Regions from separate parts of the Mus musculus genome. Here region 1 is linked to region 2. Evidence: chromatin contacts called from ENCODE Hi-C or POLR2A ChIA-PET data. All regions are on one chromosome and are shown on one strand. Each heading gives the region's core, a stretch centred on a gene start or an enhancer-like site at or near the end of the contact. The rest is flanking DNA. Distances are from core to core; before and after follow the strand shown. Region 1 overlaps Nek7 (NIMA (never in mitosis gene a)-related expressed kinase 7). Region 2 holds the start of Nek7 (NIMA (never in mitosis gene a)-related expressed kinase 7).

Region 1 (3,383 bases), core at 555-3,054, 43 kb before region 2:
GAAGATGTACTCCAGTCAATTCATTAAATGAAGACAAAAGCAAAGGATAGACACTCTAAGTCTTTCAATTTTCATAGAAAAGTCTATGCTAACCTTTCTCCAGCTATATAATAGTTAGAATAGCTAAATAACATGACAATTTGTAGGACATAAATAACATTATTTCCATCATAAAATTAAGCTCAAATGCAAAGCTATGGATTCTTACAGTCTGATAAACTGTGTGTGGCTATTAACTAATCAATAACAAATAAACACTTGAAAGTGCAGAACACAGCTAACCAGGACATACTAAAACAGGTTAATATAAGGTTTTTGGATATGGGGTCATTTTTGTGGCTATCTGTTTTTCAGCACAGTGAAATTAAGAAAAAGTAGTATTCCATGCTAGGCAAACATTTCTTCTTTGAACTAAATCTTTACAGAATGGCTGCCCTACTTGGGAAATGTTTTCTAAAAACATTTGCTCAAGTCCCACTAAGTTACTTCCTGAGAAAGGATTCTACATTAAATACCAGGGGTCCAGCAAAACACCACGTCAAGGTAGCTCTTGACTGAAGTGTAAGTGGAATGAAATCAAATTATGGTACTGATAAGACTAATGGTTTTATTGAGTCTGATGGTTTTATTGCGTTTCTTGCCAACACCTGCTGGTTCAACTTTATCTTCCTCTTAATATAGATGGGATTAGAGACTCCCATAAACAGAACCCTCAGGTTGACTCATTAAGGAAACACTGACTGAACTCTCTTTCCAGCCCTGCTTGCTTTACTGAACCATGTTATAATGGTGACCACTACCTCACCTCCCTGTGCTTTACCTAATACAAACTAAATACTTTCCATTTCAATTGTCTCATTTAACTATGAGACTTGATGCTGAAAATAACGTTACATTTTTAAAATTCTAACTGTAAAAGCCATCATGCAACACTAACAGAATTTTAAAAGGGGGGATGTGTTTTAAAATATTATGCAATATGACTTTCGGAATGTGTTTTAGCAAATTCCATATCCTATAGCAGCAAAGCTTTAAAAGAAGATGATGTGGTGCTACTAAGCCCTCCTATGATAGTAAGCTGTGAAAGAGGATGTGGTCCTACTAAGCGCTGCAAGTTTTACTCCCAACTTTCCATTCCTCTTAACCTCAACATATTAAAACATAATATGAAAGGAAGTGAACTGCTTCGTATTCGAAATGTAAATGACAACGTATTCTTTTAAGTGATCGCTTTCTAACGGGAGCTGCAGTATCTGCCTCAAACACATGACTTCACTGTCTTTCTCGAGCTTAACAAACCCAAGTGAATCATGGGAGCAAGTTGACAAAGTCAGAGAATGGAATAACTCAAATGCAAGGTTAGACCTTTGGACCCAAGGAAGAGGAAGCAGGCTGGAATAAAACACATTTATTCATGGTATGGGTAAACATGTGCTAACTATAGCCTGCTTCTCACAGAAATGAATAAAGATATTTAATAATATATCATTCTGAGCAAAAATAATACTGAGCACATCCTTTATCAGGAGACCTAAAGCTGGCTAGCTTTCAGAACCATGGATAGAAGGTTTTTCATGCCTTCTTGTTTTCTTTTTTTAAAATGTATCTTCTTGGTCTGCCCATTCCTGTCCCTAAATTGACTGAATAAGTGTGAAGTGGAGCAGATATTTCTCCATTTTAAAAATGAACACACAAAAAGATACATGTGGCTAGATGGCAACCGGTTTGAGATCTACACAGTGTTAATTTAATAGGTCACAGGCTCTGTCTATTTTAAGCTTGGCTCTGTGCGTCCGGATGCAGTACCACAGCTGATGAGAACTTGGCCGTGGCGGCTGAAACTGCCCCTTGTGCTTGGCCCCACTAATAAAGCTGTTTCAGATGCAGGCCAGGAACATGAGAGCAGCAGCTCATGCCCAGGACCTTTCTGAGTCTGACTAGGAGCCACAGAAAAATAAGCAGCGGACACTGCCGGATGATGGAGTGGAAGGCAGGCAAGAGGGGAAACAGCCCAGAGGCAGGCAGGAGCCTGAGATGCCCTGAACATTTGTGTAGTTGTTAACACTTGTTTTTTTTTTTTGTTTGTTTGTTTGTTTTATTTTAAAAGAAGGAAAATTGTGGAAGAACACAGACATCTCTTTCATATACACATAAATGCCTCGCATGCACTACCTGATCACTCCTTTTTATACTACTGAATGTCATATCCATATAAAATCTGATTTATCCCCCAAAGTGCAATATGTGGGCTTGTCATTTTCAATCCTGTCTACAAATGAAATGTCTGGATCTGGATTTGCCTTTTTAAATAACAAATATACACGTTTAAACTACTGAGCTTTTTGAAACAAAAATTGAGGACTCCAGCCTTGGCCAGCTTGAGAGACATGGCGTGCAAATAGGCTGAGAGTTCAGAAGGACAGCAATGTGGTATGTTCCCATGCTCAGAGCTACCCTCATGTCACCAAAGTACCAAAGAATGCTGCTTTCCAGAAAAGAACCCCACAAGAGAAAATAAGAATGCTAAAAGGAATCAAAGAAAGCCCAATGACGTCGACAACTGGCCTTCTCTAGAACAGGTCAAACCGATTCCTGTTTCTGAATGCCAAGTCCCTTCTGTGACTGGATTTTACTCCTATCATTTCTGTGGGCCGTGTCTTATGCACTCTACCCTACTTCTTCACGGGTTAGGGAGTGTGCCATGTATTCACTAGTACTTGGTGCTCACAATCCCTGTTCTTCACACTGGTACAAGCCATCAACATCGTAAGTAGTACTGAGTCAAGACAGAATTATCTTCTCTTCTTTGGTGAAGTTAACCATGGCCTGGCACTATTCATTATGTCTCCCATACCTGAGATCCATACCTGAGTGTTTTAATAGTGTAACAGAGAGATCTTAAGTATTCTTACAATGCATCAATCCTCAAACCTTTTCACAAGTAATGAAACTAAAGCCTAATCCTGAAACCTTAACAAGTCCACACTGTAATAACCTACTCCTTGAATGTGTGTGTGAATGAGTGTGTCTCGCACACTAATGAATATAGAGGGAAGATTGAGTCGGGTCTCATTCCTTGGCAACTTAGTTTGGGTGATTTTCTTTTTTTTAGACCGGGTCTCTCCTTGGCCTTTGGCTCACCAATTAGTCTAACTAGGCTGTAGGGATTACAATTGCTCCCCATCACACCTTGGATGTTTTGTTTGTTCTACTGATGACTGACCAAGGGTCCTCCTGCTTGCATAGGAAGAACTTTAATGATTTCATTCAGTGACTTCATTTCACAACACATTTTTCTAAAACAAACAAGTCCAACAAAAACCTTCAGTGTTGCTGAAGGGGCACATGGGAGACAGTTTTAAGGAACAGGACTAAAAGACCAA
Region 2 (3,167 bases), core at 303-2,802:
ACTGCATGGTCACTGGGTCCAGATTCCCCTCCACTCCGCCCCAGAGTCTGTCCCTTCTGCACTTTCTCCAAAGGCCCTCCTCTCATCATCCATTTTTCTGACCCTCTAAGAAGTAAAGTTTCCCTCCACACGCCCCTACCCCTCGCCAGCCGAAGCAGAAGATGCAACGGTTTGGGATGTAAAGCAAATTATGGTCCGGGTCTCTCGGAGTGGTGGCAGATAGCTGTGAAGATGAAATAACTGCTTAGGTTGCATGTTAGTTCAATAAAGTGCACTGGCCATCACGAAATACTGCAGCCATGAATACTAGTGAGAAATGCTACAAAGCACTGCAGGCTTTATCTTTTATTCATCATTTTCAGAGTTTGTCCGGTTGTCCCAAACTATAAATTTTTGAGTATGAGTACTAAACCTTTCTTGGATCACATCAACATCCCATCGTCTAGAAGAGAACAGATTTATAATAAGCTTATTCGGAACATTATTCTGTAAAGCAACTCTATCAAAGCACACCGTCATGAACGTCAGTTCCTCCCGGGAACTGCAGATTCCTTGGAGGAGAAACTAAAGAGTGGTCCTAATAATGCTCTATAAACTGCGGGCATTGAATCCAATTACAACCTTTAAAGTTAGTAATCTCAAAAAGAAAAAAAAGTCCTTTACATCTCTAGATTGTTTTTGCTATATTCAGTTCCATCACCAGAATTGTAAAGGGCACAAAACATATCTTACTTTAAAGTAAATATATTCTTAGTGTTTAGCGCGGGCAAAGACTTAGGCTATTCGAGTATAGTATGTGAGTCAATAAATGTATCTCTTGTGGGTCTTCCAAGGCCTCTAGCACCAGGCGGAGGCTATCGACATTGCTTAGCAGCATCTTCCACGGCCTAACTTCACCTTCGCCCCACTGGGACTCAGCTCATACTTTGCTGCATCCCAGCCCTGGATCGGTTTCAATCGGACCTCGACCTGACTACCCCACCACTCACGCTCGACTGACTCCCCGGTCCGTGAACTTCACTTTTCTAAACTGGGCTGCAGCCGAATCGGTTGAGCCAATCCTCGAGCTGTAAATAGCCAAGGTGACCAATGAGCTCAGCCCGGAGGCGGGTCTTCGCTGGAGTTCCTCCTGTCGGAGCCCGGAGACCTGTTGCCGCCACCACCACCGTCGTGGAGCTTCCTGGGGTCGAAGCGCCCGGACTCTGAGCTCCTGCAGCCAGCGGCCTGCACCACGCTCCGCCAGTTGCAGGCGTCCCGGGCGGTCCTCGGAGGCACGAGAGCCCGAGGCCCCACGCGGCCCGCCCGCTCCCCGCACCGGCCCCACCCGGCCGGGCCGTACATACTCACCGGGGCGCCGGGGCAGCTCGGTCTACGCGGGCTGCAGGGCTGCGGGATCCGGGGCCGATCGCCTCTCCCCGCGCCACTGCAGGCGCCGGCTCCCACCCTGCTCGGCCCGCGCTTCCCACTGCGAGGTTAGCGGCGGCCCATCCTCCCGGCTCCGCTCCTCCTCCGGCGGCCGCGGCTGTCAGGAGGGTAAACATCCCGGCATCCCCGAGGAGAGGGCGGGCCGCCGCAGGCCCCTCCCCGCGCCCGCACCCTGCTCCGGAGCCCACGCTACCACTTTCCCGAGAACTGGGGTGTGCCTCGCTTACGGCGGTCGACCCCTGCCTCCAGATCGGAGTTTTTTGATCCCACTTACCAAGTAGTTTAAGCTGCCTCTACATGGTGTCAGTGCAGGCAAACGAGAGTTTTCCCGGAGTCTGGCTAAGCAAATCTAGACTTTAGCGTCCCAGTTTTAAGAAAGCTTTTCAGGACCCTTCCGAAAGTTGAACTAGTTGGTAGGTATGCAGAATCTTTGGGATACAGGCACACTCACAAAGTGGCATTACAAAAATATTACATTAGATAAATTCGTTTACACGTCACATATTTGCAATATGGGTCTCTCCCTAGTACATGGAGCTTTTCAAAAGCAAAGCTTTGATTCCTACTGTTCCACTAACCAGATTTGAACGAATGGAGCGAACAGCTAGGAGGCAGTGTAGAGTCTGTCATACCTAGATGCTAATCATTCAGTGGCCAGTCGCTTAACTTATCGTGGTCTTTCTTGGAAGTCAGCCTTAACGCCTCTCCTTAGAAACAGACGATGACATACAACAGCGTGCTTGAGCACAGATCTTAACCATTTGATATCAGTAGGCCTTTTTCTGGTTTCGTTCCCCTGCCAAGGGAATAGAGCCAAAAAACAACAACAAGAAAAAGCGGTATTATAGCTCAAATGGATTAAAACAATAGAAGCAAGATTTAGAAAGTTTGGGCCAGCAAGATGACTCAGGAGTTTGATTCCCAGGACCCACAAATTGTTTTCTGACATCCGTACTGCAATGTGACACACACACGAATGCAAGTATGTGAAATATAATTAGAAAAGAATGCAAACGTTAATTTTAGTAAGAAAATTAAATTTCAAGAGGTGACGTTGGGGCAAGTGCTTAATCGGTACAGATTTGCCAGGTGGAGTTCTACAATCAGCTACGTGCAAGAGCCCTGCTCTCATAAAACTTAGCTTCAGTGAGGAAGTCCAAATTACCTAATGTCTTTTATATCTATTTCATAGAGAAACAAAGCTCGGGGTGTGAGTGCTCCTTTAAACATGTTTATCAGGGAAAGTCACTTGGAATTTGAGCAGAGACCTGAAGATGTGAGAAAAGGAGCCATGTGACTGTCAGGAAGTAGACTGTTTTACCCAGGAAATGCAAGGTTACCCTGTCAGGCATGGGTTCGCCATGTTGGAGAAACAGCCAGTAAGCCTATGCAGGTAGGATCCAACTTAGTGAGCAAGGGAGAGAGGCTGGTGGAGTAAGAAAGGGTGAACTATCAGATGTGGAACTTCGAACTCTTAATTTTTATTCTGAATGAAATGGAAATTCATTGCAGGTGTAAGTTGAGAGACAACAGAGCTGTGAAGAATAAAGTGGAGGGTGAAGAAACTGGAAGTTTAAAAGGAAACATAATGGTATCTGTAACACATTCTGATCAGGCTTAGACCAGAATGCTAGCAAAACCAGACAGACCCCAGATACATTTCCATGATAGAGCCAACAAGGTTTTCTGCTGCATTGAATGTGCTATATGAGAGGAAGCTAGGATGAAGCCAATAAGTTGGC

The links. Hi-C counts contacts between places; a loop is a spot of excess contacts on that map. ChIA-PET counts read pairs that join two places held with the same protein, here RNA polymerase II (POLR2A).
Region 1: a loop to region 2 is called in a map of gastrocnemius, with 6 times the contacts of the local background. The contact joins the enhancer-like site here to the promoter of Nek7 in region 2. A Hi-C loop is called at or near these places in 10 of 37 maps with a recorded cell type or tissue (gastrocnemius, heart and left cerebral cortex). POLR2A ChIA-PET finds 5 or more read pairs at or near these places in 3 of 5 experiments (Patski and embryonic stem cell).

What each region holds. Positions count from the first base shown.
Region 1 is chr1:138,575,152-138,578,534 of GRCm38, forward strand. All of the region lies in intron 1 of Nek7 (NIMA (never in mitosis gene a)-related expressed kinase 7), which reads right to left. Among named protein-coding and RNA genes, the nearest start is that of Nek7, 43 kb to the right of the region's middle. Within about 2 kb of position 1,805, at least 2 of the 3 ENCODE cell types and tissues checked have a DNase peak (open chromatin) inside an H3K27ac peak, as active enhancers do; they include gastrocnemius and heart, where a contact is called at or near this core.
Region 2 is chr1:138,618,205-138,621,371 of GRCm38, forward strand. It overlaps Nek7 (NIMA (never in mitosis gene a)-related expressed kinase 7), which reads right to left and starts at 1,553. Exons shown (of 10, transcript NM_021605.4): 1 at 1,348-1,553.